Regions from separate parts of the Mus musculus genome. Here region 1 is linked to region 2. The links are chromatin loops, found by intact Hi-C in ENCODE. Cell type or tissue: left cerebral cortex. All regions are shown on one strand. Each heading gives the region's core, and the rest is flanking DNA. Links, peaks and the distances in the headings are about the cores only.

Region 1 (9,868 bases), core at 4,857-7,356, 120 kb after region 2:
ATTTTTATTTTTATTTTGCGGGATGTAAGCATTATAGGGATGTTTTGATGCTCTTCAGGCAGAGCCCAGCGTTCTCCGCTACTGCTCTTCCGTGACCCACACAGATAACCAGAGCCCTGGATCAGGGGTGAGGCAAAGACAGAATAGAGGAGGGAAGCTACATTTGCTAAAAAAAAAAAGGGACACCTTTTCATTTGTGCCTTCAATAGTCTTCGCCCTTGGGTCCCTCCCCATGAAAGGAATCTTTACATCTGTCTGTCTGTCTGTCTATCTACCTATCCATCGTATTTGGGGGAAGCATGGGGGTGGGGAGTTAGCTTGATTCATCTTTTACAGAAGACCCAAGTTCAGTTCCCAGCATTGACATGGGATGGGTTTGTTTTCCCAACACCCATGTCTGATAGCAGCTTCTATGTAACTATAGCTCCAGGGGATCCACACTGTCCTCCAAGCATGCAGCTTGTGTGTGTGTGTTTCTCTCTGTCTCTCTCACTCTGTCTCTATCACTCTCTCTCTCTCTCTCTCTCTGTCTCTCTCTGTCTCTCTCTCTCTCTCTCTCTCTCTCTCACACACACACACAAGTAAAAATTTAAAAATTGCCTTGGAAGGAACTGGAGAGATGCCTCTGCAGTTAAGCGTGCTGGTGGCTCTTCTAGAAGGCAAGGGTTCAATTCCCAGAACTCACATAGCCACTCACAAACATCTGTAAACTCCCTTTCAGGGGATCCAATGTCCTGTCTCCTGTGGGTACTGTATGCACATGGTGGTATGTTTGTAATGCAGTGGCATGATGTGGTGGGAGGGGGTGCTTTAGTGGGCCCATGCTGAGGCACCCTCCCTGCCTCCCCAGGTACCAGCCATACAACTGGTCTAGTATAAAATGAAGGTTTTTTGGGGCATGAGAGAGGAGAGATAAAAAGAAGTAGCTGGCCAGAAACACATTGGGGGAGGGGCCAGAGAGGGAGGGAGGGAGAGAGAAAAAGAGAAAAGGAGAGAGAGAAGCCAGTTCTTTTATAGCAAGCCAGGCTCATACCTGGCTGTTGCTAGGGAAATGTTGGGCGGAGCCTAGCAGAAACGCTAATACAGGGTGCATGGACATACATGTAGGCAAAGATCCATACATATAAATAAGAAAAAAAATTTTTTTCATTGCCTTGGAGTCTTCAAGGTGAAGATGTAGCTTTCTAGACAGAAAATGCTATAATTCAGGGATGTGTGGATTCCAGGACCCTTCATACCCCACAGGAGATGTCATGCTTGTCCTAGCATTGAGCTACACAAAACAAGAACTGGGATCTGCAAGATCTATAACCATGGGGACAGCAATGTCAACACTGACATGCCAGGGAATAGCAGTACCTGACTGGGCATAGGTGGTGGCAGAGTTAGGGCTACCATGTCATCAGTAGGTACATATCCTGTGTAGAACTATTACATGTTTTTGTTTTAATCCCAGGTGTGGGATATGAGGCTGTTTCAGATTGTTCATATCAGCTGACTATGATTTGCCTCGTGCTCTAGCAGAGGCATGAATTTGCCAGCAGCAGATAGTTTCTGCAATTGTGTGATGTTTGGGATTCTGAGGACTTTTCAGAAAAGCTAGGGCTGGGGCTGGAGAGATGGCTCAGCGGTTAAGAGCATTGACTGCTCTTCTGAAGGTCCCGAGTTCAATTCCAGGCAACCACATGATGGCTCACAACCATCCGTAATGAGATCTGGCGCCCTCTTCTGGAGTGTCTAAAGACAGCTACAGTGTACTTACATATAATAAATAAATAAATCTTAAAAAAAAAAAAAAAAAAGCTAGAGCCCTGAGAGGTAGAGAGTTGCTGGTGGATGTTGTTCTTGGTGTGTTCAGTAGTTGTGTACAAAGAAGAAACAACAAGAAGAAGTTAGATATCCTGACAGCAAAGATCAAACTTACCCCAAGGAACTTGATGCCACTAATCAACAGGAAGTAGTCTAACAATTATGTTGCCCCTCTCTAATCTTTGACTTTGTTCATGGATCTCTTTCCTCTATCCTTTTTTCTCTCTTATCTGGTGTTGGGTGAGGGTTTCAAAGGGTAGAAGAAACAAGAATCCACAAAGTAGCCAAATCCAGCTACAATGTTTCCTGTTCTTGGAGAGGGGAGTTTCTTCTTACATTGTATCTATGTCAGTGGCCAGGATGGGCCATTGATAGCCCAAAGGAAGGGACTGTGCCCATAGGCATGCAGCTAATGACCTGGCTGTGAAAGATGTTGTCATCCAACAGCAACATGCCTTGATCTTCCTGGTCCTCAACATCTTTTGCTATCACCAGTTCATCCATCCAGCACTACCTGGAGGAAGCATCCATGGGCCCAATATCTGCTTGTCCCTCCATTGCTCATCCTTAACTTATGGCAGGCCCATTTAGCTAACTGTCTACCTTTTTTTTTTTTAAGATTTATTTTATTATTAATATATGTAAGTACACTGTAGCTGTCTTCAGACACTCCAGAAGAGGGAGTCAGATCTTGTTACAGATGGTTGTGAGCCACCATGTGGTTGCTGGGATTTGAACTCTGGACCTTCGGAAGAGCAGTCGGGTGCTCTTACCCACTGAGCCATCTCACCAGCCCAACTGCCTACCTTTTGTTAACACATGAGGAGACAAGGACCATAGAAGATCAGCATGTTGGTAGGCGTCACAGATGTAGCTGTTGGGATTTGAATTCAGGTGCATTCCTCCTGTTGTCTCCCCCAGGACTGTTCTATTTCACTCCTTCACACAATGTTCTTGGGAATAGAGGCCACTGTAAGCTGCAGCTCCATGGGAGAGAGGTCTGTGGATCAGGTGGCCGGCTGTGTTGGATGGGGAAGGGCGTGATCAGGGGTGAACAGGAGAGAAGTGGTGCCACTGTGAGCCATCCACAGCATATGAGCAACTTTAGGGTGATCCTCTACCATTTTGAGCCCAATCTCTTATAGCCTAGGCTGGCCCTGAGCTCTCTGTATAGCAGAGGCTGACCCTGAATTCCTGCTCCTCCTGCTTCTGTCTCACCAGATCTTTCTTTAATCTTTAGTGGGTCCACTGGGTGTATTGAGCCTGGAACCAATTCCCCAGCGAAGTGAGCCTTTCATGACTGGTCAGAAGACTTTATGAGTGTAAGGAGGCTGCTAGGTAGGGGCAGGCTGGGCCTTAGGTCCACCTCTCCTCCATGTTCCCTCAGGGTCAGTGTCTAGCGTCTGCTCTTTGCCTTTGTGATTCAGAAACTCTCCCTTCCTACCCATGACTATGGAAGTTTACAGTTGCTTCTAGACCCTCTTGAGATACCTTGTTACATGGAGATCGTTTATTGGGGTTGACCTAGCTTCCAAGAAGAGCTACCCTGAGTATATGGACATTTATGCCCATGCTGTGCCTGTCCTTGCTGAGCATAAACAAGTTCCTTAGACAGTGCATACACACCCTGGGCAGGAAGTCACAGTCCGCTGGCTCCTCTCTGGGGACTGTTCTTGCTTGCAAGATCTTTAGACTTGTGCTCAAGGAGTGATAGAGCTTCTAGACCATGGGGTGGTGGGATGGATGGCAGGGAATAAAATGTGGTATTGTCCTTGTGTCACCTTGAAGACTGTGCAGGCTGAGAGCACTCTTCTGTACATATCCGGTCTCAAGACACCCCCTACCACAGATATGTATAAATATATAGCACACACATGCACACATATAGCACACGCTTGCACACACTGTAGCAATGGGAACTTTATTCAGCAAGTCAGTTTTTAAATCATTAGAAGAGAGGCAGGGATGAGGGAAGTTGGAATCATGGGAAGAGTCTGTCAGAGATGGGGAGTGGGAGGTCTTCTTGGTAGCCTGGGACCTCCTGGTCCATCACACTTGAAATGTCAATCATAGATCATAATTCTGAGTATCTATAACAATCTGTTGGTTTGCTTAGGAAACAGAATGTTCAGTCCTGCCCTTGGGAATTCTAGGTCCTTAGAGGAACATGGGAGATGCCAGTGCAGGTAGACCAGGCATCAAGAGAGTCTAATGGGGGTCTCCAAGAACGGGGCTGACGCACGCTTACTGAGCAACAATCATTCCTGTTGATGGGCATTGTGCCTGGGAGTGACACTGCCTCATTGGCTGGACAGCCCTGTCCCACATAGGCTCTGTCTGCCTCAATTGAACCTAGGTGTTGTACAGTTTAAGGGACGGGTAGACGGACAGCCACTGGAGGGACCATGGTGCCTCTGAACAAGGAAGAGCAGGCGTGAGAGTTCAGTCAGCTGGGAGGCGTTTCTGCTAAGCCGGACAGCTGATTCTGCCAACCCAGACAACATTGGTGCCAGACCCAGTTTTTGCTTTCTCTGTGGCTCCAGGAGGAGGTGACGCTGTTGGGTCTTTGCACCGGAAAGAGATGGAACTCAATGCATGAAGCTAGCTCCTGGGATCCAAAGAGCCAGGGCAAGAAGTTCCAGCCCATCTCCAGAGCAGGGTCTGGCCTCTGAGAAACCCAGATTTCCCAGGATCCTCTGACTTCCATGTTTCAGCCTTAAGGGGGTCCCTCTCGTAAGGAAGTGGGAAAAAATTCCTGTTGATTCTATGTAAAGGTGAGGTCTCAACACACACATGCATACACACACACACACACACACACACATATGCACCACAATGCCCCCTACGTGTGTACACATACACACGTACACACGTGTATACACACATGCACACATACACACAAATGCAAAGACACATGCATATAAACACATGTACACACAGACATATGCATCACCCACACAGACATGAACACACATATACAGGACTCCACAGCCCACCCTCCCCTTCTCCATTGCCTTTGTTTTAGGACAGTTCTCTGTACTATCTAGCTGAGACTGCAATCTAGCTCCCTGCCTCAATTTCCCTACACATGGACTATGGTGCTAGGTTTGTTACACGCCTTCTTGGAACTTTGGGAAGGGAAAGGCTGGAATTTAGGTAGAAGCTGGTGGAAGGCACCTTCCAGGGAGGGGAACCTTGAAATGATGGGCCATGCATAGGCTTGAACTAAAGACTTGGGCTGTCTTGGTAGAGAAACAGGCTGTGTTCCTAGAGCAAGGGCCATAGTACAGTGTCCCTGGTGTGAGATAGTCGGTCCCTCTGTAGCTTTTCTAAAGGCCTGTCACCCTCCCCAGAGCATGACGGGAACTTTCTGAAACAAACGGCATGAGAATAATTCTCATTACCCCATACCCCTATTAAAGGTCCTTATCCTCCCCTCTGGATGACTGGCCCACCCTAAAATGGGGGTGGGGGAGGAATAGAGCCCTGAGCCAGCTCTTCCCTGCCTCTTCCAGGCTCTCCCTTTGTAGCCAGCTCACCAGGACACTGCCAAGTATGCTCTGTGCCAGGATGGAGGCTGGGCCTGGGGGCTGGGGCCCTAAGGGTTGGTGACTGCCAGGGGTCCTGAAGCCCTTTGCTTGCCCTTCAGAGAGCTTAAAACTTCCCGGGAGAGGAACAGCTAGCTTTGCTGGGTTGTCTGAAGAGGTGGGGGAGGAGGGTGTCCGGATCTGTTCCCCTTGGGGGCCCAGGCCAACACAATAGCCCCTGGGGCTGCCACACTCTGGCTTAAGTAGTTGCCTAGGCAACAGCAGGGACCAGCTTCAACCAATCCATGGCAGAGACTGGTAGGGGGAGGGAGGTTAGGAGGGAAGCGGGTACTGTCCCCTTGCTGGATCCTATATAAGGAGGAGGGATGGGATCGGAGTGCTCTGGACTTGACTGTCCCTCCAGTGGACTTAGGGACAGAGCACAAAGATGCTTAGAAAAGGTTCCTGCAAGCCTGGGTCCTGGGGCAGCTTCTGGGCTATTCTGGCCTTGGTGGGACTGGTCACTCGTGCAGGTGAGTGGAAAGTACGGGGATCAGGTGCCTGGTAAGGAAAAAGGTAAGGGTTGGGGGCAGGAACTTCTGCTAGGAGCTACATAGAGCTGGCCAGGAGGTGGAGCCAGCCAGCCAGCCCCAGAGAACACGGAGAGACTGGACCTCTCCAAAGACAGAGAGAAAGGGGCACATAGCCTTCCAGGGAAAGAGGCTGGGCAGCAGGCAGGAGTCTTAATGACAAAAAGACCCTCTATTGTTCATTGTCTCCGACAGCTGGGTCCAGGCAGAGGCTGCAAGAGAACGCCATCAGCATTTAGGTCTTTCGGAGTGACAGCTGGGGAGGCGGGGCTAGGAGGCGGGGCTGGGAAATTCACCACCAGCAGCTGCTCCCTCTCTCCCCTGCTGGGTCTCCCTCTCCCACACACAGATGCTCACTCTTGTGAGCCTTCCTTTCAACGATCCACACATAGGCCCTGTGCCCACTCTGTGTGTGTGTGTGTGTGTGTGTGTACACAAGAGCTGCCTGCTGGTGCCCTTCTGCAATTGTCAGACTATTAACCGCCTGCTTTTCCCAGTTTGCAAGGCTCACTGCACTGCTCAGTCTAGGGGGGTGTCTTTTCTATAACTCAGCATGTGTCCCTATCTGACCCCAGAGCTGCCCTGAGAACACAAGAAACAGGCCTCCCTGGAAGGGAGATGCTAGCTTCAACACTGTTACCCCTGGAATCCTATTCCTTCACTGTTCACCCAAGTTACTTCATTGGGTCCCTTACTGTCTCACCGAGTAGGGCCGGGGCAGTGCTCCTCATTGTGGAGTGGTGATGCAATCCTGTAATCCCAGCACAAAGGATGGAGGAGGGAGAAGGATCAAGAGTTCAAGCCCAACCTCAGCTAATCATGAATTCAAGGCTAGCCTGAACTATAAGAGACCCCATCTCAAAAAACTAAAAAGAGAACAAACAAACAAACAAAGACAGAAAGAAACGCTATGCCTGCTGTCCCTGGCCCTGAGCTCCACCTGGTCATTCCCGCCCAGGTCTTTAGGGCTGGCTGTATTCCTTTGTCTCTGGCTGGTTCCAGGCTGCTCACTTGTGCATTTATTTATTTTTAAAATTGATTTGTGTGTGTGTGTGTGTGTGTGTGTGTGTGTGTGTGTGTGTGTGTGTGTGCTTAACACTTGATCTAGTACTGGCTATGGAGTCCAGGCTGGCCTTGAACTCCCCACCCTTTCCTGTGTGTATTTACTATGTGTCTGTTCTGCCCCCTTGAGCTTTCCTGAGTATGAGAACTGGGTTAGGTTCATTCAATGCCACATGGCAGCCACGTAAGTTCTCAGTACCCAAGGCTGTGCCACCTCTGACCGGTTTTGTCACCCTCCCCCTGGGGACCAAGTGCCATGGACATCAATAGGTTCACAGAAACATTAACTAGTCCACGACTTCTGCCTGACCCGAACATATTCTGCTAAGAACGTACCCCAAGTCTGCCTGGGGCCAACATGCTCACTCAGCATGAGCTAGCTTGTGGACACTCATGTAGGCTCCCCACCCTTCTCCCACACAGTGCCACCGTGCCACCAGTAGGTCCCTCTGCAGTCTTAGCTGGAAGCACCAGGCCGGGTGCCCTCTCAGGCTCTGCCATGTCCCTTCCTGCTGCAGCTCAGAGAGCCGATGTGGGTGGGGAGGCAGCAGGCACCGCCATCAACCACTCCCACATGCTGCTCCAGCGACTGCAGGACCTGCTGCGCCAGGGCAATGCCAGTGATGTCATCCTGCGGGTCCAGGCTGTGGGCACCGACGAGGTCCGAGCCTTCCACACCCATCGCCTGTTGCTGGGGCTGCACAGTGAGCTGTTCCGGGAGCTGCTGAGCAACCAGAGTGAGGTTATGCTGCGGGAGTCCCGGGACTGTGCTGCTGTCTTTGACAAGTTCATCAGGTACATAGGGGAAGGGCACCGTCCTGCATCCTGTCCTGCATCCTGTCCGTGGCTCCCTGTCTCTCCACCTTCAGGGGCGCAGAAGTCTGGCCTTACTGGTTATTATATCGACTTTCAAAAGTCCTAGCATGACATACAACACAGGCTTCCTTTATCCCTCCTTCCGATGCCCTCCCTGTTGTGGCCTGTGTCCCTTTCTGGCCTTTGGGAGTCCCTTCTGAGCTACTTCCAAACCCAGCCAAGAGCACTGATAGAATCAACAGATTCTTAGTTGGTCCCAAGTGTCTTCAATGGCCACAAGACTTTGAAACCACAGGGCTAAGGAGCAGAAAGGTCAACAGGCTCGGTCACCTCTCTCCTTCTTGCATAGGGAAAGACTGTAAAATGCTCTAAGGAGGTAACCCCGCTCTAAGGGCTCAGACAAGGTGGCTGCAGGATTCCAGACAACACCCCCAAGTTCCAGGCAACAGGAAGAGGGATAAAACAGAAGGGTTTCACATAGAGCCAAGCGGGGTGCTGTGTGCCAGTGGGACTGTCAGGAAGAATGAGGCAAGGGGGTGGGCAGCACTGTAAGAGAGCCAGGGACAGTAAAATGGCTGAGAGGGAGAGGGAATCCAGACAGCTGAAAAGCCTAAGCAAAGAGAAGCCGACAGGGAACAGGAAGTAGCCTGGGTTGCCTGTGTGCTGTGTAACGAGATTTTTTCTGAGCCTCTCACAGTGACAACATTCTGGAGGTGGGCTCTTCCCCTTTCTTAGGCATCTTGGGATTCCTAAATTAAAGGACTTGCCTTCTCTAGCAGCAAGGAGGAAGTCAGATAGGCATCTAAATCCAGACTGTGTGGATACCAAGGTTACTGGCGGCCTCTTATGGTTTGAGCTTAGAGTTAGCTATGAAGTAGATGCTTAGTAAATACATGTGATTTTCACAGCACCAGAAGCTAAAGATGTCTGAACAGGCCAGGAGGGAACTTAAGAAGAAAACATAGGAAGCCTCAAGGTCCATTCATCCTGTTTGTTTCTTACAAAAATGGCTGTGTCCCCTTTGGGTTCTGGGGAAACTTGCAAGGGTAGTGTGGGTGGCCTTGACAATACTCAGTCCCGCCGATCTTCCTATCTCTAATTTTTTAAATCATATTATTAGCATGTGTGTCTGTATGAGTGTATGCCACATGTAAATGGGTACCCTGCTCCAGCCAGAAGAAGGCTGGAGTTACAGATGGTTTCCAAGGCACCCAATGTGGACTCTGGAGCCCGAACTCTGGTGCTCTGGACAAGTGCTCTTAACTGCTGTGCCCTCTCAGCGGGCCCCTCTCCAATTCCCTTCCAGGTATTTGTACTGTGGTGAGCTGACTGTACTGCTGGCCCAGGCTATCCCGCTGCACAGGCTGGCCACCAAGTACCGAGTAGCATCCTTGCAGCGAGGCGTGGCCGACTACATGCGCGCACACCTGGCGGGAGGCGTGGGCCCCGCTGTGGGCTGGTACCACTACGCTGTTAGCACCGGGGATGAGGCTCTGCGCGAGAGCTGCCTGCAGTTCCTGGCTTGGAACCTTTCTGCCGTGGCGGGGAGCGCGGAGTGGGGAGCCGTGAGCCCCGAGTTGCTGGCGCAGCTCCTGCAGCGCTCGGACCTGGTGCTGCAGGATGAGCTGGAGCTGTTCCACGCGCTGGAGGCGTGGCTGGGCCGCGCGCGGCCGCCCCCCACCGTGGCCGAGCGAGCGCTGCGCGCCATCCGCTACCCGATGATTCCGCCTGCACAGCTTTTCCAGCTGCAGGCGCGCTCGGCCGCGCTGGCGCGCCACGGCCCGGCGGTGGCAGATCTCTTGCTGCAGGCTTACCAGTTCCACGCCGCCTCGCCGTTGCATTACGCCAAGTTTTTTCACGTGAACGGCAGCGCCTTTCTGCCGCGCAACTACCTCGCCCCAGCCTGGGGCGCCCCGTGGGTCATCAACAACCCGGCTCGCGACGATCGCAGCACCAGTTTCCAGACGCAGTTGGGACCCAGTGGTCATGACGCGGGTCGCCGGATTACCTGGAACGTGCTCTTCTCCCCGCGCTGGCTGCCCGTCAGCTTGCGGCCGGTCTACG
Region 2 (9,868 bases), core at 2,604-5,103:
GCACTCTTTCCACATCTCCCTTGAACTGTTGTGGCCTGGTTCAGACTCATAGGGTCACCTTTAAACAAACCAATGATAAGATGAGTGTGAGCACCTCGCAACCAGGTGCAGAATCCTCTGCCAGTTCACTGTGGGTGTGGCAGTTGGGCAGGAGGCTTCTGAGCAAGCTTTGCTGGAACTCTGCTCTGCTCTTGGACCTTTCACATATTGCCCCTTAGTGTGTGTGGGCACAGCAGCCCCTCACTCTCTCATCCTGTCTCAACAGGGACCCATCATGAGAGCCCAGGGTTCACACTAAAGCATCCCTCTCCTGCATAAAACTGATATTTTGCAGATGGCATTTTTTGTGTGTGAGTGTGAGTTTTCTGTGGGATGCAGTCTTGGAAATTTGACCTTTCAGCTCAGCCTCTCAGCTCAGTCTCCAGGACAAGGTAATGTTTCTCTCTTCAACAAAAGGTTCTATGAGGGAACTGATTCTTCATAGAGGAAGCCTAGATGATCACTGCTTTCCAGATGCGTGTGACAAATCCAGTAGCTATATTCCTGCCAATGTATTAATAATCCATCAATAAATAACTAAATAACTAACAAAAGAAGGAAGGAAAAAAGGAAGGAAGGGAGGAAGGAAGGAAGGAAGGAGGGAGGGAGGGAGGAATATTGTATTATTTGGCTGCCAATTTATCCCTTAAAACTATTCATCAGGGAACAGGCATTTCTCCAGTGTTAACTCGGGTCCCCTCTCTGACTCTGGGGAGGATACATCTTAATCTCAGGGTATCCTCAGGTGGCATCAGCCAAAGGAAGATAGAGTGCTGCTGGCATAGGGTTAGAAGGAAGTGACAGAAATCCCACCAGTCACAGCTTAAAGTCCCTGTCAAAAGGTCCCTGTGTACAGCTGTGGCACCCAGTGTGACCCCTTGACAAAGCTGTTTGGCTGGACCTCCACCTTGGATATTACTCTTTTTAACTTTATGTCTTTATTTTGTGTATATGGATATTTTGCCTGCATGTATGTATGTGTACCATGTATGTGCCTGGGGTCCACGTAGGTCAGAATAGGGTATCAGACCCCTGAACCTGGAGTTACAGATAGCCGTGAACCACCATGTGAGTTCTGGGAATTAACCCAGGTCCTCCGAAAGAGCAGCCAGTGCTCTTAACCACTGAGCCATCTCTCCAGCCCTTTGGACATTAATCTTATCCATCAGTCACTGGGCCACTTACCTGGGTTATCAGAGATGCAGCAAGATGCCACATGTCATAGATTCAATTATGTAGGAGAGAGGACACTCTGATGTGTCTTTCTAGGACTCATTTAGTGATGTGCCTGTGTCGAGAGCCATTGTCTGCTTCCTACAATAACTAGTGCTGGAAATTTCCCAACATATAGACTTGCCAGGATAACAGAAAGTCAACACTGCCCTTCTTCCGACTCTGACACACAGAGACACCACAGGACACCTAAGAGCAGTGAATACCGTTTCATAGTTGACCCCACAGAGCAACTATGGGGAGAGAGGGTCCCACACAAAGTGTTCCCCACCCACCTAAAAAATATACGAAACCTTCGCCTTGAAGACCTTATGGAAGGACACTTTCCTGACCATAAAGAGGGGGCAGGCTAACCAGAGACAGTAGGAAGCTGTGACTGGAATCCAGGAGAATAGCATGCTTGGTGGAACATACACAGACAGCCATGTGCATTCTTCCTATCATGAAACCAAGATGTATTTCTATCCACTGCTTCTGCTTCTAGGACATCCTCCTGTCTATACCTCCCACCTCACAGTAGCAGTGTTAACATTACAGGCTTGCACCACTGCGTCCAGCTTTTTAACATGGCTTCTGGGGGTTAAACTCAAAACAGAGGCAAGCACTTTTACCCCTGAGTCAACTCGCACCCTCCAGGCTTTTTATAGTTCATTTCTACAGAAGCACGTGAGCACTCTTCTTTGTGGCAGCCACCACCAGAAGTTCGTTGTTGGGGACAAGCAGTGGGAGGAAGAAGGAGAAGCCCGGGAGCAGAAAACTTGTTTATGTCCTCACTTCCCCATCCCCAGGGCTATGGCACCAGCCGGGGTCTTGCAGATAGTTGATAAACACAAGCTAAATACAGGAAGGAGGGATGGGGAAAGATGGGCATGATAGAGAATGGGAGAAAAGGCACGTTAACTAAGATGTTTGTTTATTGTTTGTTTGTTTGTTTGTTCATTGAGATAGGGCTTCACTCTTTAGTCCTGGCTGGCCTCAAACTTGCAGCAATCCTCCTGTCTCAACTTCCAAAGTGTTAGGAGGGCAGATTCACAGGGGTGAGTCTTTGCTAATTATAGCTAACTATAATTAAGTCAGCAGCATAGAGAGAAAGTTTCAAAGATGTAAGAATGGTGTTCTAGGTCTCTCAGAGTGCGGCGTGGCTCAGCTTTTCTTTAATTATTTCCAGGCACTGAAGCTTATTTCTTTTACTTTATTTTATGTGTCTGACTGTTTGCCTGCGTGAATGTCTGTCGCCACACTGTGCAGCACCCACAGAGGGCAGAAGAGGGTGTCAGCTCCCCTGGGACTGGAGTTACAGGCGGTTGTGAGTCTCCATGTGGATGCTCTTAGTAACTGGCTGTGTCTCTAGCCTCTTCTCCATTTTTTTTCTACAATGATTATTCCTCAATCGTTCCCAACATTAAAAATACATTCCCAGCGCCTTCAAAATTATTTACAAACAAAAATCCAAGCAGGTTCACGCCTCCCCAGTTGTTCTCAGCACTCCCCACTTTCTGACTTCTGAGGGTCATGCACACTCCTCCTCCGTGGACATACAAACATCACATCTTTTCTTCGGTCACTGGTCTCTTCTATTTATGAGACTCTGTTCACCATTTGAGAGTTACTTTCAGGAAGCCACCATGGTGCCTGCTCACCTCTACCTCAGCAGGAGGCCTGTCCCCCCTGCTCACTGGCTCCTCAGCTCAACGTGTAGCCAAGAATAAGTTTGAACTCCTGATCCCAAGTCCTGAGATTACAAGCATGTGCCACCACACCCAGCACCTGGCTGGCTTTATCCTTGCAGTTGAAGGTATTTCTTCATACAGTGTTGACATCTGAGCATAGCTGATCTCCAGGTCCCTTTGAGACTCTGTCTCCATTTAAAACTAAGACCTATGTATTGGTGGGAAGAAGGAAGAGATGGATGGAAGGAAAGAGGAAGGGAAGTCATTTATATAAATAGGATGTTTGGGGGGGTCAATGATCCTTCTTGGTGCCCCCACTAAACTGTGTCCATGGATTCTGCCATTCCCATTCCTCACTTTTCTGCCCAGGCAGTCGAGAACTCTGGGTTTGACAGTTTCTTGGGTTTCAGAAGTACATTGTGGGCTCTGCTGAGCTGCGTGGTCCATATTTGTAGGGTCTAATCCAAAGGAAGCTTGGGCAGGCAGCAAGGAAACTGCACGTGAGTGAGTCCAGGTCTGGAAGAGAGTCTGGGTGACAACAAGGACCAATGGCTGGGACACTGGGCATTGCGTGTGACAAGGACCAATGTGGGGCCTCTGGGCATTGTGTTCCAGGCCTAATACTTAGATAGCCTTAAATAATAGAGTTCTTCCTTAGTCCGTAGGAAGCCCTAGCTTCTATCCCCAGCACCAGTTAAAACTGGGTATGATGGCACACACCTGTAATCCCAGCACTTGAAAGGTGGAGGCAGGAGGATGAGGAGTTCAAAGCCATCCTTTGCTACCTGGAAAGTTTGAGGCCAGCCTGGGGTACATGAGATATTAAAATAAAATAAGATAAAATAAAATAAAATATCTGTGCATCTTCTTGCCTCACTGTCTATCACTCTGTCCCCCATTTTTCTATACCCACCACAGGGACAGTGACTGACCTTCCCTTGGGCAGGCTGCAATCAATGGAAAACGTCAAGAATCAGGATGAGATAACAGAGCACAGCACAGGAAACGCGCGATCAGGAAGTTTCGGGTTCTCTTTCCACATCAAGGGGAGGGCAGGGGAGTGGAGTGCCAGGCAAGGGTTGTTGTCCTTCCTCTTAATTCAAGCTCTTCCCCTTCACAGTCGCAAGACACAGAAAATGCAAAATTCTCTGTCCCGGCTGGACAGCTAGAGCAAGACATGTGCGATTCTAGCAGTGGCCACAGGGTGGAGACATTGGCTGTCCAATCCCTCAGTTATGCTCCAAGGTGGAATCAGCTCCCAAAACCACTGGGGCAGCCCGGTGTCTTAGTTAGGGTTTTACTGCTGTGAACAGACCATGACCAAGGCAAGTCTTATAAGGACAACATTTAATTGGGGCTGGCTTACAGGTTCAGAGGTTCAGTCCATTATCATCAAGGCATGACCACGGCAGCATCCAGGCAGGCATGGTGCAGGAGGAGCTGAGAGTTCTCCATCTTCATCTGAAGGCTGCTAGCAGAAGGCTGGCTTCCGGGCAGCTAGGAGGAGGGTCTTAAAGCTCATGCCCACAGTGACACACCTGCTCCAACAAGGCCACACCTTCTAATAGTGCCACTGCAGGGGCTGAGCATATATAAACCATCACACTCAGTGAGTGCAAAGTCAGCCAAAAAGGCAGTGTGTTCCTCAGACCATTTCCTTCTCCCTTCCTTCCTTCCTTCCTTCCTTCCTTCCTTCCTTCCTTCCTTCCTCCCTCCCTCCCTCCCTCCCTCCCTCCCTCCCTCCCTCCCTCCCCTTGGACAGGTCTGTTAATATACTCTAGTCTGACCTTGAACTTGCCATCCTGCCTTGAGGTTATGGTTTAAAACTTTAGGTCTTTGCAATAATTTTGGACAGATGGATTAGGACTAACTTAACATACATTCCATCAGATTCTGTCGGTGAGCATAATTAATTAATATTAATTAATTTTTTTAAGGAGAGGGGGCTTTGCAACTGCTCTTCCTGTAGTCTTACCCACCACTGAGCCTGTTTCAGGGAGTCCTGAATTTAGCTAAGAATTTAAAGGGGTGGGCGTGTAGCTCAGTGGTAGAACACTTACCCAGCATAGTCATGCAGTGGATTATTATGGTATGGTGCTGCCATTCTTACATGAGAATGTAGAATGATCTCTGAGGTAGTTGTGGCCTGAAACACTGAGGGGTGGGAAAGGGGGGCTCAGAATGGGAAGCCCAGCATCCACGTGGCCGAGGGAGCAGGAACATGAGGACCACATCTACGTGAATATGTGCAAAATGGCCGGGTAGAGTCACAAGCCACAGAACCACATCTAGTCAACGACAGACCACATATGTGATGTTGGATCTCAAAGAATGTCATGAGATGACAATTATTCCCTCGTGACGCCGGAGCTGCCTAACATTGTCGCTGAAACCATTACTTGCGGGTGTATAGTGTGGTATAAATAAACACACCTACAGCTTTGCCAGGAATATAAAACTATAGTGTGGGGGGTGGGGGTGTTGGAGACAGGCCTCTGTTGTGAGAGTGTTTGCCTAGCATGCTCCAAGTCCTGTCCACAAACTCATTTCTCAGAGCCTGTCCTCACTGTTGAGTGACATAGCATTGAATCTTTCCATATTTTGAAGGTCCTCTCTCAAACTCACTTTAAAACTGTTTTTATTGTTTAGTTTGTTTTCAGAGACACAGACTCACTCTGTAGCCTACACCTCACTATGTAGCCCAGGATAACCTCAGACCCTCTGAGGTTCTTCTGTCTGGGATCACAGGTGTGAGCCACCACAGAGGGACTCAGGGATGAATTTAATTGACACTGTGATGGCATTGAAAGGAGGACATCTACAAGCTGACAGCCGAACCTTCAATTCACAGGCCTTGAGGACACTCGACTTCTCTCTGAGGGCTTGTCTTCTCATGGCTGAGCCAAGTCCTCCCTGGGGCCCACCTTGTTCAGGGGCTGCCTATGACACCACTGCCCATGGGACTCCATCTCTAGCTGGGCCCATTGACCAGCAGCCGTTCTACTCAAGCTCAGAGCTCGTAGTTGCAGTCGCTGGTCATAGTGTCTTTTATTTCTTTATTTTTCACTTGTTCACTTTACATCCAGCTCATTGCCTCCTCTCCGTCACCCCCTCCCACAATCCTTCTACCCATCACCATCTCCTTCTCCTCTGAGTGGGTGGGGCCCCCAGGTATCTCCCCACCCTGGCATCCTCTCCCACTGAAACCAGACAAGGCAGCCCAGCTAGAAGAACATATCTCACATACAGGCAAAAGCTTTTGGGTTAGGGCCCCCCTGCCCCGGCTCCAGTTGTTTGGGGCCTACATGAAGACCAAAGTGCATATATGCTACATATGTGTGGGGAGGCCTAGGCCCAGCCTGTGTATGTTCTTTGGTTGGTGTTTCAGTCTCTGAGAGCCCCAAGAGTCTATACTCGTGGGTAGGTAGGATTAACCTAAGCCCATCTTACCAGAAGCAATCTACAAATTCAGTACAATCCCCAACACAATTCCAACACAATTTTATAAGCCTTTAAAGAGAAATTTTCAACTTCATATGGAAAAAAAACCCAAGATAACAAAAACAATTCTCAACAATAAAGGAACTTCTGAGGTAATCACCATCCCTGATTTCAAGCTGTACTATAGAGCAATAATGATTAAAAAAAACCTGCATGGAAGCCGGGCATGGTGGCGCACGCCTTTAATCCCAGCACTTGGGAGGCAGAGGCAGGTGGATTTCTGAGTTCGAGGCCAGCCTGGTCTACAAAGTGAGTTCCAGGGCTGTACAGAGAAACCCTGTCTCGAAAAAACAACAACAACAAAAAAAAACAAAAACAAAACTTTGGGCTGGTGAGATGGCTCAGTGGGTAAGAGCACCCGATTGCTCTTCTGAAGGTCCAGAGTTCAAATCCCAGCAACCACATGGTGGCTCACAACCATCCTTAGCGAGATCTGACTCCCTCTTCTGGTGTGTCTGAAGACAGCTACAGTGTACTTACATAGAATAAATAAATAAATAAATCTAAAAAAAAAAAAAAAAAAAACCTGCATGGAATTGATACAGAGACAGACACACTGATCAATGGAATTGAATCTAGGAACCAGAAATAAACCTACACACCTATAGACACTTGATTATTGATAAAGACGCCAAAACCATTCAATAGGTTATAGTGTCTTAAAGCAACACAGACCTTACATCTCTGGATCAAAATTCTTTTTTTTTTTTTCCATTTTTTATTAGGTATTTAACTCATTTACATTTCCAATGCTATACCAAAAGTCCCCCATATCCACCCACCCCCACTCCCCTGCCCACCCACTCCCCCTTTTTGGCCCTGGTATTCCCCTGTACTGGGGCATATAAAGTTTGCAAGTCCAATGGGCCTCTCTTTCCAGTGATGGCCGACTAGGCCATCTTTTGATATATATTGGATCAAAATTCTTAAATCAAGATGTTGATAGGCTGTTCCTCCTTCTGCCTCTAGGGGGCGTCCCCTCACCTACCTTTTCTCATTGCCAGGGGTCCCCTGAACTCCTTGGCTCATGGTCCGTATGTCCATCTTCAGAGCCAGTGTACTATCTTCACAACTCCTTCATTCTTCTCAGTAACAGCTAGCACAGGCTCTCTTCACATTCTTACATATAGCTGAAAATACCTTGATAATTCAGACTCACTTTACACACACACACACACACACACACACAGAGTCTCACACAAAATCCACATGCCATCACCTAGGTAAAGTGCCTTTTTTTTAAACTGGCAAAGAATTTTATTAACCTTTTCCAAACTTTATTCCCACCCAGGCTTCTTCAGCTTAATTTGCTGCAAAGAATGAACTAGGTATAAGCGAAAACTAAAAAGAGCTGCAGTGTCCGGGGGCCTTGAGCTAAAAAAAATATTAAAGATCTAGATTTTATCAGATCCATAATAAACAACAAAAAAAAATTTTTTTTTAAAAAGCAGTCATGACATAAAATAGCAGTTCCTGTAACTTCTGCAAGAGTCACCTTCTTCAGAGGTTGCTTCAGTTCAGTTTGCCTCACTCTTAGAAGCCTCATCATAATTCTCCACCAGATCTGGAACTTCATCCTTGGCATCCAGAGCTTCAGTCTGTCTCCTTAAACTACTCAGACTGCATGCACCAAGCTGGCTGAGGATGCTGGGAAGCATCTCTGTCTCGGAGTGGCCTGTAATGGTGACAGCGTTTGCTGCTAGAGATGCCTGAACTTTCGGGTTGTTAAAATGGATCCCTGTTCCTTGTTTTATAAACATGTTCACCTCCTCAGTACAAGAGATACTGTTTACCCCTAACTTCTTTAAGGAGAATGGCAATTTGTTATCATCTGCCATGGCTGCTCTGTGAACCACCTTCTTCTTTCCCACTGATGTGCACTTGTGCCTGAGTTCTTCCTGGTTCACGATCGTTCGATTCTTTCATCTTGTTGGAGTGAAAGTGGGACCTCAAGGGGGACTGAGGCTCACGCTCAGGGGGGTCTAGGGCAGACCAGCTGAGTCAGGCACACACACACACACACACATACACACACACACACACACACACACACACACACATGGGGGTACAAGATGGCAGCTAGAGGGGGTAAAGTATCTTTTAAGTAAAATACATTCATAGGTTCTGGGGATTGGAACAAGGACATCTTTCAGCTCATTATTCTGCCAGCTGCAATTGGCTGGCAGCCTGGATGGATAGAAATACTCCAAACCCCCTCTATCTTTGGGCTTCTATTGCTGTGATAAAACACCATGACCAAAAGCAACTTGGGGAGGAAAGGATTTATTTCACATACACTCCCTCACCACAAACCATCACCAAGGGAAGTCACAGTGGGAACTCACGGCAGGAGCCTGAAGGCAGGAGCTGATGCAGAGGCCATAGAGAAGTGCCACTTAGTGACTTGCTCCTCAGGCTGGCTCAGCCTGCTTTGTTATAGAACCCAGGACCAGTCACTCAGGGATGGCTCCTCCCACGGTGAACTGAACCTTACTTACGTCAATCATCAGTCAAGTAAATGTACACAGGCTTGCCCACAGACCAGTCGGGTGGGAGCATTTTCTCAATTTAAGTTCCCTCTTCCCAAATGATCAAGCTGACAGAGAGCTAGTTAGCACACTCTCCTTCTGGGGGGGGGGGGGGGGTCTCTGCTAGAATGATATGAAGATACTGTGTTGAGCTAAACCGAATAGGTGGGAAAAGAGCCTATTGGGTACAATATGGAACATGTGTGCCAGAGAGGGTGCAAGATGTCATAGGGTGAGAGAGTAAGGAAGGTGAGGATTAACAGGAAGGTCGGGAAGGTTACATAAGCTGTGTTGAAGCAATGGTCCTCCACCACAAAGGTCAGTATTAAAGGTGGAGCCAGTGTGAGGCTGAACAGATAGCTTCTGGGCTGATGTCGCGCTGCAAGGCTGTGGTTCTTTGTGCAAGGTCATCATGACTTGTGCAAGCCTGTGGTTTGGGCAGACTCTTTGGTGACAGTTACTGTCGTCATGTAAATATCCATGGTGATCCTCTTTTGTGGATGTCTCTACTTTGACCATTCCATCTGAACAGATATGAATTTTAACCCCTGTTGTGCAGTAGGGCCAGGTGAAACTGAGGCAGGAGGATAGATAGCAAGTTCAAGGCCTGCTTGAGTTACAGGATGAGTTCAAGGTCAACCTGGGCAGTTTAACAAGACACCAGTCTCTAAATAAAATAGTAAAAAGAGTATTAGAATCAAGGACATAGCTGAGTGGCAGGGCACTTGGTTAGCATCCTTGAGTCCCTGGGTTCAGTTATCTGAACAACAACAACAACTACTACTACTACTACTACTACTACTACTACTACTACTACTACTACCATTTCATCTTCTCCTTCTCCTTTTCTCCTTCTCCTTCTCCTTCTTCTCCTTCTCCTTCTCCTTCCCCTCCTCC

What was found. A loop is a pair of places that touch in the nucleus more often than their neighbours do. Peaks named below come from ENCODE experiments on the same cell type or tissue, not always from the same donor. Only the 100,000 strongest peaks of a DNase experiment are listed, where the experiment ranks them.
Region 1: a loop joins it to region 2, with 2.3 times the contacts of the local background. A loop is called at or near these places in 2 of 42 quality-filtered maps.

Annotation. Positions count from the first base shown.
Region 1 is chr11:114,791,765-114,801,632 of GRCm38, reverse strand. Btbd17 (BTB (POZ) domain containing 17) reads left to right here and starts at 5,741. Exons shown (of 3, transcript NM_028055.4): 1 at 5,741-5,869; 2 at 7,507-7,783; 3 at 9,111-9,868. The coding sequence starts at 5,785. It also overlaps a transcript of Gpr142 not described here. In left cerebral cortex, for the core only: a CTCF peak has its summit at 5,966 (motif pointing right); DNase peaks (open chromatin) are centred at 5,544 and 6,278; H3K4me3 peaks cover 1,184 bases; H3K27ac peaks cover 1,630 bases.
Region 2 is chr11:114,907,278-114,917,145 of GRCm38, reverse strand. No RefSeq gene overlaps it. Among named protein-coding and RNA genes, the nearest start is that of Cd300lb, 22 kb to the left of the region's middle. In left cerebral cortex, for the core only: a CTCF peak has its summit at 4,133 (motif pointing right); a DNase peak (open chromatin) is centred at 4,134.